2 separate regions of the Homo sapiens genome follow, and region 1 is linked to region 2. Evidence: read pairs that join two places in POLR2A ChIA-PET (ENCODE). Cell type or tissue: OCI-LY7. All regions are shown on one strand. Links, peaks and the distances in the headings refer to the core of each region. The heading gives the core; the rest is flanking DNA.

What was found. ChIA-PET counts read pairs that join two places held together with the same protein. Peaks named below come from ENCODE experiments on the same cell type or tissue, not always from the same donor. Only the 100,000 strongest peaks of a DNase experiment are listed, where the experiment ranks them.
Region 1: POLR2A ChIA-PET joins it to region 2 with 8 read pairs; 9 of 35 experiments call an interaction of 5 or more read pairs at or near these places.

What each region holds. Positions count from the first base shown.
Region 1 is chr6:4,987,749-4,996,410 of GRCh38, reverse strand. It overlaps RPP40 (ribonuclease P/MRP subunit p40), which reads left to right. Exons shown (of 8, transcript NM_006638.4): 6 at 1-189; 7 at 326-460; 8 at 1,135-1,694. The coding sequence ends at 1,333. Among named protein-coding and RNA genes, the nearest start is that of LYRM4-AS1, 12 kb to the left of the region's middle. In OCI-LY7, for the core only: no CTCF peak of the experiment used is centred there; no DNase peak of the experiment used is centred there.
Region 2 is chr6:4,785,222-4,793,883 of GRCh38, reverse strand. The region is part of intron 1 of CDYL (chromodomain Y like); the gene reads right to left. Among named protein-coding and RNA genes, the nearest start is that of CDYL, 13 kb to the right of the region's middle. RefSeq lists enhancers at 4,616-5,160, 6,411-6,939. In OCI-LY7, for the core only: CTCF peaks have their summits at 3,004, 3,203 and 4,462; a DNase peak (open chromatin) is centred at 4,503; H3K4me3 peaks cover 1,073 bases; H3K27ac peaks cover 572 bases.

The sequences.
Region 1 (8,662 bases), core at 355-8,354, 200 kb before region 2:
ATCGACAATGATGTCATATTTTTCCAAGTACCAAATTCAGGAGCATCAGCCAAAAGTAGCACTGAGCACGTTGAGAGATCTCCAGTGCCCAGTGCTGCAGAGCAGCGAGCTGGAGGGAACGCCAGAGGTGTCCTGCCGGGCTCTGGAGCTCTTCGACTGGCTCGGCGCCGTCTTCAGTAATGTCGACCTGTGGGTATCTGAACTCCCTGTGTCTTCCAGGGCTCTGGCCTGCTGCTTGTTTTTAATAGGAGTTTAATACTTTGGAAGTGATCATGTGATGGATATACATGTGTTATCTCTCTCTCTTTTATTTTTTTGGTGACAGAAATAATGAGCCTAATAATTTCATATCAACCTATTGCTGTCCTGAGCCAAGCACAGTGGTGGCAAAAGCTTATTTGTGTACAATCACTGGCTTCATACTTCCAGAGAAGATCTGTCTCCTATTGGAACATCTCTGGTGAGAACTCTTTACCTTTTATATCGCTCATCAGTGCTCTATAGAACAGTATGTCGAATAGTATAGATTTTTTCATTTTGGGAGGTGGTATATAAATAAAATGTACATTGAAAGGAACTCAAATCGCCTATTGCAAAGACCGTACATTGAGTATAATCCTATTTAGTAAGCATATCTTCTCAGTCTTCCCTTTTGAAATGTCAGATTTAAGTCTTGAAGGTTTTCCTTTTTAAGCCCAACATCCTTTTTCACATTTATTGGTTTAGTACTTTGACTTTCTTCGATAGGAAGGCTGGATATGAAAAATCTGGTGAATTATCCTGCAACGTTTCAGTTAACTGAGACTCTGAGAACAGTACTCTTAATAGGAGGGAAAGGATCCTTAAACGCCTGTGGGGTTTTTTGTTTTGGGTTCTTTTTGTCTTAAAGACCTCCCAGAATGAGGGTGGGAACAGCTGAGGTTTGTTTCATGTGTTGTATATTAGTTAATCCTTATGGAGTTCACAGTGTGACATCAGGAACTTATCACACACCTCTTGATTTTCAAAAATTAAAGCTAAGATCTAAGCTTTATTAGAATATCAGAAATACTACTTATCCTGAATAAATTTTTTAAAATGCAGACATTCCTAACTCTCTTTTAAAACTCTGTTTAACAACTACCTTTTTTTCAGTCACTACTTTGATGAACCGAAGTTAGCTCCATGGGTTACACTGTCCGTTCAAGGCTTTGCAGACAGCCCTGTTTCTTGGGAAAAAAATGAACATGGTTTTCGAAAAGGAGGAGAACATTTATATAACTTTGTGATTTTTAATAATCAGGACTATTGGCTTCAGATGGCTGTTGGGGCAAATGATCACTGTCCACCATAAAAAATAAAAATTAAAAATCGTGTTTACTTACATTTACGCTTGCTTTCAGATTTCTTAATGGTAAAAGGTCTGTGTGTCCACTCAGGCTTGTGTGATGGTGACATTTCTCAGATCAGCATTTGCTGGCATCCTGCCCTGCACCTGAGACCCATCTGTGATGGCAGCAAGGCCTGCTGTCCAGTGAATAGCTCATAGTTGATTTCTCTCTGTCAACATAAGCACAGGGTTGTGGGTTACTATGTGGTACACTGGGCCAGGATGTCCAGGGACCGGGGATATTGGTCCCCATCTCACTCCATTGGTTGAGATATATTTTGTTCATTACAACTTTTTCAGATAATAAAAAGAAATCTCATCCTTACCAGGGCCAGTCCCTGTTGTAAGTGCTGTTTATATATTACCATGTTAGAATCTCACACCAACCCTTTGAGGAAACTGAGGCACAGTGTGTAAATACACTACCGAAGTTATAGTGGCAGTGGACCTGAGACTTGATCTCAGGCCAGCCTAGTTCCTAAGTGTGTTCTCACGCTAATGCCTCTGGATCAGAGAGGGATCAATGGATACTGTAAATCGTTACAGAACAGGTTGAAAGAATTTTATTTCCAGCAGTAAGGCTGATAAGGACCAGTTGAAAACAACTAAAACTTTAGAATACATATGAAGAACCATTTTTTTTTTATTATACTTTAAGTTTTAGGGTACATGTGCACAACGTGCAGGTTAGTTACATATGTATACATGTGCCATGTTGGTGTGCTGCATCCATTAACTCATCATTTAACATTAGGTATATCTCCTAATGCTCTCCCTCCCCCCTCCCCCCACCCCACAACAGGCCCCGGTGTGTGATGTTCCCCTTCCTGTGTCCATGTGTTCTCATTGTTCAATTCCCACCTATGAGTGAAAACATGCGGTGTTTGGTTTTTTGTCTGAAGAACCATTTTTTTAATGTAAAAAACAAGAGCTGCAAAATAAGAGTTCTTAAAGGGAAAAAAAAATTTTTTTTTTTGTAAATGGAAGCAGAAACCCAAAGAAGTAAGTGGAGTACTGACGCCACTTTTCCGCCTTAGTGCATCTGCCAAATGCCAAATTGAAGTTTTCTTCTCATAGCCTGGGGTGGGAAGGGGCTGCAGAACAGCACACAAAGCTCAGGGCCTGCCCAAGGGAGGAAAACTAACAGGAGACCTCATAAAGTGAGACTCCAAAAGGATAGATGCAATGTAGGGGTAAACTAGGAATAAATCCATCTGCTTCACCCATCCCCCCAACCCCTGTGAACAGCAAGGAAGATTTCTGTCCTGGGGGAAAACATCTTACTTGAGAGCCTATATATAACCACAGGATTTATATATAACAGCAGTTTTTAGGGTGGCTTGTTTGCACCACCTGGATAGTCTTAAAAAATCTCAAGAGGGAAATTTCAAGTGATAACAGGATTTTACTGCCTTACAGGTAACTGGCAGAAGCAAAACAGATTGTCTTTGGAGGAACTCGGAGAGTTTCAAGGAATGTAAGTTCATAGAAAAAAATCACAAGTGTAAAATAGACAAGAACCAGCAGAAACAAGGGGCAGAAGCAGGCCGTTAAGTCTCAGAAAGACTTAAGATGTTAAAGTTAGCAAGCACATCCATAAAGTATGCTTTATGCTTACAGAAATAAGGAGGGTTAAATGGCATGAGTATAAGAACAACGAAGCAGATTGTAAAAAGTGCCAAACAAATCTAGGAATGAAAAATATAATTGAAATTGCAAATTCCACTGGTTGGTTTAACAGCAGACTAGACGCCACTGAAAATAGAATAATGGATATGAAGAAATTAAGATCTTTTCAAATTTGCAAAAGCTGAAAGACTGTCACCCACAGGTCTGCACTGCAAGAAAAGTTAAAGGATGTCCTTTGGGCAGAAGGAAAATGCCTGCCTTCTGAAGGAAATAAGCACTGGAAATAGTAACAACATGGGTAAATGTAGCATTTATTATTTAAACCTCTTTAAAAGACAGTTATTTAAATAAAAGTCATAGTGTAGGATTTATAATATATGTAAGAGTAAAATGGATGACCACAATAGCTTGAAGATTAGGAGAGGAGAATCATGCTATTGTAAAGTTCTCATACACAAGGTGACGTGCTACCATTTGAAGATAGAGTGTGATAAGTTACAGATATGTGCTGTAAACCCTAAAGCAGCTGCTAAAATGACATACCAAAAAATCATACCTATTAAACTATCAAAAGATAAAATGGAATTATTTTAAAAACTTGATTCATCAAAAAGAAGACAGAAAAAGAGGTAAAAGGGAATAAAGAACAGTTAGGATGAATCGAAGACAAGTAGCAAGATGAGAGACTCAACCTAAGCATATCAATAATCACATTAAATGTGAATAGTGTGAACACCACCAATTAAAAGGCATAGATTTTCAGACTGGATTGAAAAAAACATGACCTAATTATATTCTGCCTACAAGAAATGTACTTTAAATAGAAAGATACAAATACTTAAAGGATGGAAAAAAGATATGCTAACACTAGTTACATGAAAATTGAAGTGGCTATATTAATCAAAATAGAGCAAAAAGTAATTCCCAGCATATTAGTCAATTCTCGCACTGCCATAAAGAAATATCTGAGACTGGGTAGCTTATAAAGAAAAGAGGTTTAATTGGCTCACATTTCTTCTTCTTCTTTTTTTTTTTTTTTTTTTTGAGACAGAGCCTCCCTCTGTTGCCCAGGATGGACTGCAGTGGCGCAATCTCGGCTCACTGCAACCTCCACCTCCTGGGTTCAAATGATTCTCCTGCCTCAGCCTCTTGAGTAGCTGGGATTACAGGCATGCGCCACCATGCCTGGCTAGTTTTTTTTTGTTTCGTTTTTTTGTTTTTGTTTGTTTTTCTTTTTTTAGTAGAAACAGGGTTTCACCTTATTGGCCAGGCTGGTCTCGAACTCCTGACCTCGTGATCTCTCCACCTCAGCCTCCCAAAGTGCTGGGATTACAGGCATGGGCCACCACACCTGGCCTAATTGGCTCACGTTTCTGCAGGCTGTGCAGGAAGCACAGTGGGCATCTGCCTGGCTTCTGGGGAGGCCTCAGGAAAACTCAATCATGGCGGAAGGTGAAAGAGAAGCATGGCCAGAGCAGGAGGGAGGGGTGTGGGAGGTACCACACACTTTTAAACAACCAGATCTTGTGAGAATTCTATCACTAGAAGAGCACTAAATGGGGGAATCCACCCCCATGAGCCAATCACCTCCCACCAGGCCCCAACTCCAACACTGGGGATTACAATTTGACATGAGATTTGGGCAGGGACACAGACCCAAACCGTATCACCCAGGATTAAAGAAAGTTATTTCATACTGACAACACACACCTCATAACAAAGCTTCAAAACACATAAAGCAAGAACAACTAGAACTTCAAGGAGACATAGATCAACCCACTATTATCAGACGTTAATACCCCACCCTCAATAATTGACAGAACAAGTAGGCAGAAAATCAATAAGAATAATAAAGTAGACTTCAGCAATTTTATCAATCAACTTGACCCGATTGACATTTACAGGACATTGCATCTTACAATAGCAGAAAATTTTTCTTGAGAAAATGGAGAAACAACTCAATTTTGTTTCTTGAGAAATAACTTGAGAAAAATTTTTAGCTGTTCAAACAAAAATCATAGTACGGGATTTATAATATATGTAAAAGTAAAGTGGGTTAAGAGTTTTTCGCAAGTACACATGGAACATTTATAGAGATGGACTACATTATAGACCATTTAAAAAGTCTCAAATTCAAAACATTTGTCACATAAAGTATGTTGTCTGGCCACAACGGAATTAAATTAGAAATCAATAGCAGAAACTAGAAAAGAGAAAAACTCAAAGTAAGCAGAAGAAAAGGAATAATAAAGGTCAAAGTGGGACTTAATGAAATTTTTAAAATAGAGAAAAATGAATGAATCAAAATTTGGGGAGTTTGGGGGGGAAATTTTTTTAAATTGAGAAATCTCCAGCCAGGTACATATATCAGGGAAAAAAGAAACAAGACACAAGTTACCAATACTAGGAATGAGAGAGGTGGCATCACTGAAGAGCCTACAGATAGAAAAGGATAGTAAGGAAATATTAGGAACACCTTTATAGCAATAAATTCAACATAGATGAAATTGACAAATCCTTTGAAAGGCACAAATTACCAAAGCTCACCCAAGAAGAAGTAGATGATCTGAATAGCCCTATATCTGTTAAAGAAGTTGAAATTACAGTTTAAAAACATGTAACGAAAATCTAGGGCTAGGCGTGGTGGCTCGCACCTGTATTCCCAGCATGTTGGGAAGTTGAGGTGGGAGGATCACTTGAAGCCAGGAGTTCAAGGACAGACTGGACAACATAGCGAGATTCCAAAAAAAAAAAAAAAAAAATTAGCCAGGCATGGTAGCACATGCCTGTAGTCCTAGCTACTTGAGAGGCTGAGGCAGGATGATTGCTTGAGCCTAGGAATTGAAGGCTGCGGTGAGCAATGATCACACCACTGCACTCCAGCCTGGCTGACAAATCAAGGCCCTGACTCAAAGAAAGGGAGAGAAGGAGAGAGAGAGGAAGAAATATTTTCCACCTCATTATCTGAGGCCAGAATTATCCTAGTGCCAAAATTATCCTAGGACCCTGGCCAAACAAACATGCTACCAGGAAAGAAAACTACAGATCAACATTTCTCATGAACATAGGGTAAAATTCTAAGCCAGTTTATCAAATTGAGTCCTACAAGATAAGAAACAGGTAATAAAACATGATCAAGAGGGAATATCCAAGGAGTGTAGGGTTGACTTAACATTTGAAAAATCAATCAATATAATTCATTGTATAAACAAGCTAAAAAAGAATAATCATATAATCAATCAATACAGAAAGGCATTTGACAAAATCCAGCATTCATTACTGATAATCAAGAAGGTTAGGAATAAACAACACTTCTTCAATCTGATCAAGGGCATCTACAAAAACCCTACAGCTAACATCACACTTAATTGTGAAAGACAATATTCCCCACCTTCCCAACGTCAGGAACAAATCAGGGATGCCTGCTTTTACCGCCTCTGTTCAACATTGTACTGAAGGCTTTAGACTGTGCAATCAGAGAACAAACAGAAATAATGGACATCCAGGTTGGAAAGAAAGAAAGAAAAATGTATTCACAGATGACATGATTATTTATGCAAAATTCAGCGGACTCTACAAATGAGCTACTAGAACAAATAAGTGAGTTTGTCAAGGTTGCAGGATACAGAGTAGTGTACAAAAATCAGTTGTATATGGTAGCAATGAAAAATTGATAATTGAAACAAAAAATCAACATTTGCAATCACATAAACAATACTACCTTTGCAATAGCATAAATACCTGGGATAAGTCTGACCAAAAAAATGAGAAAAATACTGTACACTGAAAACTACAAAATACTGATATGATAAAGAGACCTAAATAGATGATATACCTTGTTCATGGGTCAGAAGACTCAATATTGTGAAGATGTCATGTCATATTCCCAAAATATAGATTCAATATAGATTTAATACAATCACAATCAAAATCCCAGCAGCCTATGTGTGTGTGTGTGTGTGTGTAAAATGACAAACTGATTCTAAAATGTTTGTAGAACTTCAAAGGACCTAGAGTAGCCAAACAACTTCACAAAAGAAGAACCAAGTTAGACGACTAATATTACTAGATTTTTAAGGAGTTATTCTAAAGCAACAGTAATCAAGACAGTGTGGTATTGACATGAAGGATATACCAATAGATCAATGATATAGGATTTGTGTCCAGAATGTAAAGTACTTTCAAAACTCAGCAATAAGAAAACAAACAAACCAAATGGAAAATGAAGGAAAGACATCAACAGACATTTTACCAAAGAGTCCACTTAAACTGCAAATAAATGAGTGAAAAGATGTTCTAACATCATTAACCATTAGGAAAAAGGCAACTTAAAATCATGATATCACTAACTCCTATTAGAATGGTTACAAAGGCAAATTAAAATCATGATATCACTAACTCCTATTAGAATGGTAAAAGATAGTGATAACATCAAATTCTGACAACTATGCTGAAAAACTTTATCTCCCGTATATTACTGGCAGTAATGTATAATTTCACAGCCATTCAGAAAAATACCTCCCAGTTTACTTATAAAAGAAAACATGAAATTACCATATGATCCAGTAATTTCACTCTTGGGCATTTATCCTGGGAAATGAACTTATGTTCACACAAAAACCCATACTCAAATGTTCATAGCAGCTTTATGTGTAATGAGCAAGACCTAGGAAAAAAACAAATGTCCTTCAGTGCGTGAATGGTTAAGCAAATTGTGATCCATGAAATACTGCTTAACAATAAAAAGGAGCAAGTTATTAACACACCCAATAACTTGGAAGGATCTCAAGGGAATTATATGGAGTGAAAAAAAACCCAGACCAAAAAGTTACTATTGTATGATTCCATTTATATAACATCCTTGAAATGAAAAAATTGTAGAAATGGAGACCAGATTAGTGGTTGCCTGAGATTAGGGATGTTGGGGGTGGGGAGGGGTCAGTGTGGCTGTAACAGGGCAATAAAAAGGATCATCATGGTGATGGAACTCTTGTATATCTTGACTGTGGTTGTCAGTACATGGACCTACACATGAAATAAAACTGCATAGAACACACTCCACCGCCGCCTCTGACACACACACTACAACTAAGGAAATGTGAATCAGGTCTGTGGATTGTACCAGTGTCAGTTTCCTAGTTTTGACAATGTGCTACAGTTATATGAGATGTTACTACTGGAGGTATAAAATGTTACACAGGACCTTTCCGTATGATATCCGCCACTTCCTCTGAATGTATAATTGTTTCAAAAGGTAAACACAACTTTAGGAAAGAGAAAAGGTGATAGGAGGAGGGAGGCCCATATAGGTATATGTAAATTGCTGTCCTGACTCAAACTTCCTTGCAGAATGGATGATTCCTGTGGATTTATTACAATATTCAAATAAATAAATGGCCATGCACAGGAACACTGATGAAAATGGGTCAAAATCAATGCAAAATCACAGTGGTTATTCCAACCCTGTGCACTGAGCCTGGAGGAAGTCTACAGGGGGTGGAAGGGAATGAGGGTGGGTGGATGTCTTCAGTAGATGGAGTTAGTCCTGGATTTCCTGAGGATGAGAAGCAACTGGGAGCATAGCAACAAGCAAAACAGAAAGAAGGCAGGTAGTGCTCAGAACACAAGGCTGCAGCATGAACCGCCTTTTGCACCGAAGCTAAG
Region 2 (8,662 bases), core at 160-8,159:
TCAGTAAATGGCAAGTCCACTCTAGTTACTCAACCCCAAAAACTCCAGGTCCCTTCTATTCCTTCTCATTCCCTCATATCCGATATCCATCCATGGGTAAATCCTGCTCAGCAATACCTTCAAAATATCCCCGAAATGCAATCACTCCTTACTACCTCCCAATGTCACCACCTGGGTTTCAAACCACCATCATCCTTTGCCTGGATTATCCTGCCAGCCTCCTAGTTGGTCTCCCGGCTTCCTTCTAAGTCTCCCTCCAGTTGCCCAGATAGCATCTGGCATAAACTTTAAAATAATTTAATTTTATTACATCATTCCTTCATGGCTTCCCATCTTACTACAAATAAAACTCAAAGTACTTCTTAGCACATTTATGAAGTCCTACAAGTACCCCCAACCTCATCCGCCATTCTCTCCCTTGGTTTCCAGAGACACTGGCCTCCTGCCGGCCTCACTCCAACCCCAGTCCCAAATGTTACCCTATCAATGAAGCTCTCCCTGATTGCTTCACCTAAAAATAACACCACCCCCACCAGCCACTAGCACTCCGATTCTCACTAGACTGTTGCCACCACTAGAATAAAAGCTCCTTGAAGGTGGGCGGGCAGTGGCTGAGCGGTCATGCCCGCTGCTATATCTCCAGTGCCACAGATTAATCCATGAACGCGATGCAGTACCAACCCCAGTTCAACAGGGTTTCTCACGTAATCAACATGATGATTCCAGGGTGTAGATGGAAGAGCACACCACCATGAGGAGAGAAATTTGCCAGAAAAAAAGAACACAATGAAGATACCTGGAAGGACGAGTTTCCAAGACTTACATAAAGCCATGCTAGTCAAGCCAGCATGGTATGAATCAGGAAAGACAAATACCAATTGAACAGAAGAAACTGCCCTACACATGGATGGAAACATCTATGACAGAGGTGGCAAATAATGGGGAGAGATGGTCTATTTACTAAACAGTGCCTATGGATTATCCACATTTTAAAAATAAGTTGAACCCCAAGCTCAGGCTACACTGTAAAAACAAACTATAGGTAAGTGAAAGTTCATACTGTAGAAAGCAAAATATTTAGATGAAAACACAGCAGACAATGATCTTGGGGTAGGAAGGATTTCTTAAACAAAAAACGAAATGAGAGAAGCCAGGCGCGGTGGCTCATGCCTGTAATCCCAGCACTTTGGGAGGCCAAGGTGGGCAGATCACTTGAGGATAGGAATTCCAGACCAGCCTGGCCAACATGGTGAAACCCTGTCTCTACTAAAAATACAAAAATTAGTCGGCCATGGTAGTGTGTGCCTGTAGTCCCAGCTACTTTACTCAGGAGGCTGAGGCAGAAGAATCACTTTAACAGGGAGGTGGAGGTTACCGTGAGCGGAGATCATGCCACTGCACTCCAGCCTGGGCAACAGAGTGAGACTCTGTCTCAAAAAAAAAAAAAAAATTTTTTTTTAAATAAAAATTTGACTACATTAAAATGTCAGATTTAATTTGGCAAGTGAAACATAAATGTATTATTGATTTTAAAAAGGACAAAGCCATATATCAGAAGATATTTCCAACGTATATAGTAGCAAAGATTAGAATCTATTATATACCAAGATCTCCAACAAATCAACAAGGAAAAGGCAAAATAAAAGTGATCCAATGATGTAAAATGTTTTCATATAAAATTCTACAATTCCTGGCCAGATGCAGTGGCTCACATCTGTAATCCCAGCACCTTGGGAGGCCGAGGCGGGTGGATCACGAGGTCAGGAGATCGAGACCATCCTGGCTAACATGGTGAAACCCCGTCTGTACTAAAAATACAAAAAAAAAAAAAAAATTAGCCGGGCGTGGTGGTAGGCGCCTGTAGTCCCAGCTACTCGGGAGGCTGAGGCAGGAGAATGGCGTGAACCCAGGAGGTGGAGCTTGCAGTGAGCTGAGATCGCGCCACTGCACTCCAGCCTGGGCAACAGAGCAAGACTCCGTCTCAAAAAAAAAAAAAAAAATTCTACAATTCCTTCCTATTAACTTATATTTATCTTCTACTAAATACCATGCATACGATTCTGTGTTTATGAAATAACTGTTAACTGTATACATCTACTCTTCTGTCCAGAATGGTCTTCTGTGGTTCGTAGTAGTTAGACCAGGGTGGTAGGGCATGGGACTTTTTTTTTTTCTTTCTTTGATGTTTCTTTGCTCAGTAAACACGCACAGGGCCCTTAAATTATATACGTCCCACACTAAGGTAATGAGACCATGTAAATGCTAGAAATTCAGAGGGCCTGTCTGCCAAGTGGATGTCAGCTAGTTCAAGCCAAGACGTCAGAGGCCAAACTCTCAGTTCAAAGAAGCTGTTGACAACACAGAATATCCTCAGAACTTTTTCTCTTTTAGGACTGCCCTCCAACACAGTTTTTTGAATATGCTCTATGGTGCCAAATCTTCACTCCCTAATTGAGAAACAGATTTTGACGTGAACTAAAGTACTTCAGTACTAGAAGTCTAGAGAGTGAGGTTGATGATACATTGTAAATCAAAAGTGGTTTCTCACACACAAAATGAAAGGTCTTCGTTAAAAATTTCATCACTAGGGCCCAGCCCTGTTCCCTCCACCTCACTGATTCTCAAAACATCCTGATTTCCACATCTCTCTGAGCCTATGGAATCGGTTATACAGTGAACAGTGGTATTGATGACAAAGATCATATGATGCTTTCTTGATTCTTAGGAATGTCAATGCTGGCCACTGTATATGAGTCTTCATGTTGGGTTTTGGAAAGCTTCCTCCCTTAATGTATTCTCCAAAGACGTTACACTTCGTTCTGTTTCTCTAAGAAACACTAATAACAGATATTAAATCATCAGTTTGTACCTACCTTTGGGGTCTAATTTTTTAAAAACTCAAATTCTCTTCCAAAGTGAGCACTTGCTGATGTTTGTTGGACCAAATTTTCAGTTAGCCTACTTGGACAAATCCAATCTCTGATATTTTCTCTGTTTTTATCAATCTTTTGTGCTTCATTACAGATACTTGCTTAACTTGAAATCGTTGATGACAGTCAAAAATTGCTTTCCATGATGATGCATTAAATACATTCTTCCTGCAAATTTGCTTAACCTCGTACAAAGCTTATTCATTTTCTATTCTGTAATTAGTCACTCATTTTTGGGTCCATACAAAAGATTTCCAAGGTGCTGTACACAGGAAACCTACTGGCTGCCTTTGAAATTACAGGTAATTAGCTGAGCCTTCCTATTCTACTTCCATAAGCTACATTACAAAATGTCATTGCTTTAGTCAAGTCTGCTCTGTGTTCTGCTTAATGATCCCATGTATGATGACCAGGGGAAAAGGCAGATGAGGAACTCAAATGTCCGCCTACTTTCCAAAAGCGCTTCAGAAATTCTCCTAACTCTAGTCCTCATACCAAGAAAAATGAGTTTGTTGTTGTTAAGGTCACTAGTATGTGTCTTGGAGAAAAATAACATCTAATGTTCTCAAGCAAACCCAAAACCACAGCAGTAACACCTCCTGAACTCTGACAAGCTTTTATACAGCATGCAAAAGGTCACTTACACATAGTATTAAGTCCCATTGTTAACTGCTCACTATACATTTGTTAAGTAAAAAGCTGTCTTCGTATTTAAAAGGTTTCATTAGTACTTTATAAACTCAAGGCTTTCAAATACCACCACCCTTAACAAACACTTACTGAAAGAGTAAATAGCTTCTTGCTAATACAGCATATATCCAAAAGAGATAACTGAGGAGAACAGCAAATCTTCCTATATGCTTGTTGCTTTTTATCATTATCAATATCCACACAACACCAGCCTAGCAAAACCCTGACAGGATGATGTCCTCAATGATGTACAGCAGGAGAGAAAACCCATTCTCCAGCAAGGACAAATAACCCACAGGGAAGGGGGAGCACAAAGGCATAAAGGGCAGCTTTCTGTCGTCTGAAAGGCGATTTGTTTTAGAGGAACAGGAGGATTTTATTGTTCACCTGATGTCTTTCATTAAGAACAGGAAACTACACTTCTCTGAATGGTTCAACTCCCCATTACTCCATGGAGTGCTGCGGGGGCCCTACCCAGGGGCAGGTGAGAAGAGTAACACCCAGAGTAGGTGGGAAAGAGCCAGATAGGGCCAAAGGCAGGAGAGCTAGGGAAACAGAGCAAAGTCATTTGGGAACAACGCTGAACCCAGAGTTCAGATAACTGATTCTACAACAATTTTTAGTGGCAGGTGCTTTCTGATGCACATGGCCCCTCAAAAGCTCACAGAGCACTGCAGAGCTCCTCAAGGACTGTACTGGGTAGCAGCCATTTAAGTTTGAATCACTGGAGTTCCTGCCCACTGGGAGTGGGGGAGATGCCTAGGGCGGGGAGGCTGCCAGGGCCAGGGAAACAGAAATAAAACCGGCCCAGCAAGACAGATGTGGTGCGGAGGGCCCACCGTGCCCAGAGACACCACTAGGGGAGAGAAGCGCAACTGAAACCCAGGAGCAGCCAGGCGCGGCAGGTCACGTCTGCAATCTCAGCACCTTGGGAGGCTAAGGAGCAGATTGCTTGAGCCCAGGAGCTCGAGACCAGCCTGGCCAACATGGCGAAACCCCGTATCTACTAAAAATACAAAAATTAGCCAGGCACGGTGGTGCACACCCATGGTTCCAGCTACTCGGCAGGCTGAAGTAGGCAGATCACCTGAGCCCAGGAGACAGAGGCTGCAGTGAGCAGAGATCATGCCCCTGCACTCCAGCCTGGGCAACAGAGCAAGACCCTGTCTCAAAAACAAACAAACAAAAAACACGAAAACCAGGAGCTTCTGCATGAAGCAGTATGGCTTGGCTATTCCCGGGACAGAATGTAAAGCCAGGAGGAGCAGCACCTGGCCCGCCATGTAGCTACAAGACAGGGAGGGCTCTAACTCACATAGCTTCACCTTGAGGGACAGGGCCAGAGGCTGGTCCACCTGGCACAATGGAGGAAGCAGCAACATCCTTCATCCCAGAACAGCAGAGCAAAGCCTGCGGGGATCCTAACAGGTGGGGTGGGAAGGGGGCTGGCTGTTCGACAGGCAGACCACAAATTCCGGAGAAACACGGGTCACACTAGATATGAATTACACACTTCTGCTGCCGAATGGTGGTGGGGAAGCACAGAAAGGATTGGAATTTCCATCCTTACAGTTCCCACCCCAGTGACCCAGGAGAGTGAGGGCTCAGGAATATGGTGGGGGAGGGGTGGTGTTTCAATCTTTGAGAGTTCCTGACCCACCTTCAGGGCCTAGGGACGTCCTTATTTGCCCCAAGGGTTCCTTTTCAAACTCTAAGGGAAGCACTTTTCTTCACAGAGACCTGCTCCACTACTGAAAAGCCTTTTTTTTTTTTTTTTTTTTTTGACAGAGTCTCACTCTGTCACCCAGGCTGGAGTGCAGTGAGGTGATCTCGGCTCACTGCTAACTCCACCTCCTGGGTTCAAGTGATTCTCCTGCCTCAGCCTCCCGAGTACTTGTGACTACAGGCACCACCACACTTGGCTAAATTTTTGTTTAGCAGAAACGCGGTTTTACCATATTGGCCAGGCTGGTCTTGAACTCCTGGCCTCAAGTGATCCTCCTGCCTTGGCCTCCCGAAGTTCTGGGATTACAGGCGCCAGCCACTACACCCAGCCTGAAAAGCCTTTTTAAACAGTTCACCAAACCCCAAGTCATGTCCCTTTCCTGCTACAGAAGTGAGCCACTGGAGACCCAAAAGAAGGACCCTGACCTTTCCTTTCAGTGGAATTATGACTATAAGACTCGAATTTCGACCAGGTGCGGTGGCTCACACCTATAATCCCAGCACTTTGCAAGGCCAAGGTGGGCAGATCAGTTGAGGTCAGGAGTTCGAGACCAGCCTGGCCAAAATGGTGAATCCTTGTCTCTACTAAAAATACAAAAATTAGCCAGGCGTGGTGGCGCACACCTGTAGTCCCAGCCACTGGAGAGGCAGAGGCAGGAGAATTACTTGAACTGGGAGGCAGAGGTTGCAGTGAGCCGAGATCGTGCCATTGCCCTCCAGCCTGGGCAACAGAGCGAGACTCTGTCTCCCAAAAAAAAAAAAAAAAAAAAAAAGACTTGAATTTCAGAGCAGCCTGTCCGCACCTCCACCTGCATGTCTTTGGTCTCCTTCTCTCCCAGCTGCCTTTCTGTCAAAGGTGAGGGGGCAGCGTTGCCATGAAGCTGCCCAGCTCAGACCCACGATTTCTTTTCTGTTGACTTTCGTTAGGTTCCTGGGCAAGCTGAATGTGTCTGGTCTCAGCACTGAACTTCTGCCAAGGTATGAGCACGCACTTCCACAGGACCTCATTTCCATGATCTTTTCAACATACTCTATACAGTCACTGCAGCCTCTTCATTTTTAAGCAGCCCCAATCTAGAGCTACTTAGGAAGGACTGAGGAATGCACATTTAGATATGTATCTATCAACCGAATCAAGATTTTTTCAAAAAGCTCATTTACGAGCAGAAACCAGTGGTGTCGCAGGATGGCGTGCCAAATGATTCTGGGGAAACTCTGACTCTGACTCGTCTAGGTGCACTCTGAAGGAAGGGCACAACGAATCAGTCTAGTTAGCACCTCCCTCAAACACACACTCCTACTTCTTTGCATCCCTAAAGGTGCTAATAAAATAATCACTCGCCTCTTGCTTTAAGTTCAAAAGCTCATCTGCATATGAGAGAGAAGTTAGAGGACTAAGAATCCCAGAAGTCTGTCCTGCTGGGAGAGTTGGCTACACTCTACCTCACGTGCCTGGGGTGTAAGACAGTTGAGAACTTCCCTCTGGACTGTGCAGATGAAAAGCCAGGTAACACAAACACAAGTGGGCAGCCATTCTTCTACTTCCCAGGCCAGAGCTCTGCAGGGCCACCAGCAAGTGCAGAAGCCAGGGTCAAGAATCAGGACAGGAGGAGTGAAGCCTCAACTCGAGGGACCTGGCAGATGGCTGAAAATCAGGTTAGAGGGACACAGCTGGACATGCAGACAATAACACTCAGGAAAGAGGGAGGAGAAAAAGGGTGGAAACTTCCTGGAAGACATGGAGTTCTCCAAGGGTACTTTGGTCTAGCCCATAGACAGAGAGGAGTTATGAAGCAGATTGGTCCTCATTCCAACAGGGACCCTACAAATGCTCCCACAACCAGCTCAAGGCAACAGCACAGTCACTTTTTTAAAGTACAGAGAATAAACAGCGAGACTCGAGATAAAAACTACTAGTGCACCTTCTCTTGAACCCCTAGCAGTAAGATGACTGCAGACAGAAAACAAGTATTTTTAATCTTTATTGGTTAAAAACAATTACTAAAACAAACTTTTTAAATTTTTTTTGAACTACTTAATTCAAATCTTATTTACATTTCACCAGATCAGCTAATGCCTCCTTTACCCGGCATCATTATGGAAGGTAACACAGTCCGTCTCTGCTTCTGAAGCCAGAGTACACACACACAGCAAGAGACCAAGGGCACACAGGGCCACTAATCCACAGCTCAGCTTCCTGAAACATCAGCCTAAATCAAGGATCTCTGGAGAAGAGCTCCTTGGTAAATATGTTTAAAATATTTCATATTGAATCCCAAAAATTGTATGGACTACATGGTTAATATCATAAAACATGTAAGGTAACTTGAGATTTCAAACAACAGGTCAGGCTTGCAAAGGCCATTTCCTCCTCCCTCCCACCTCCACCTCCTTAGGAGAATTCCTGCTGACTCCTCTGCCGTCTGGAGAACTTGGGTGGAAATGACCATAAAATTTATGTTTAAGTTTACCATAAAAGTAGACTTAATTTTTTCGCTTACACTTACATAGCAACACTTTTTAAAAACTCTTCTTGATAGCTCTTTGCAACATATGCCTTTTCTTTCATAAGCATGCCCTTCACTTGCTCTAAGGGGCGCAGGACTGGCCCCACGGAGCCTGTCACCTCAAGACTTGGAGTGCCATCACCAGCTACCCTCTTCAGCGAACTTCATGAACAAACTTATTAACGTCAATTCACCTGCCTCTGGCAGAGCCTTTTCCTTTACCAAATAACCTGTTTCTAACATGCTAAAGGTGCCAGTCAAGTCCAAGTACATAATGCCTAAAGGAAATGTCAACAGTCTCCAAGAGAGACCCAGAGCTGTTGTCCAGTGTGCATGGGGTGGTGCATCTTTTTGCAAACTAAGATGACTTTTTTTGTCCTGGTTCTGAGATACACTAAAGAGCTGGGATATCCACATTAGTTACATGCTATTAATAAAATAAGAAAAGCTTCTGTGTGCAACTATGTGATGCCTTGAATTCCTAAACAGTAAACTACTAATGAAAAATGGGTACAAGTGAAAAACGGATACATTTTAACCAAAGAACATTCATGATGTGCAGTCAACATTGTTGGGTTTTAACAACAAACACTAGGAAGCTACCAACAAAGAAAACTTCACATAGCAGAGAGCCTACTACAAATGGAAATAAGACAAAAAGTAAATAAAAGACATTCTCTAGATATATTGAAGCTAACCTCTCCACAAAAAAGAAAGTATACTATACGGTCACACGTTGCTTAACTACAGTGATATGTTCTCAGAAATGCGTTGTTAGGCAATTTCACTGCTGTGCGAACCTCACAGAGT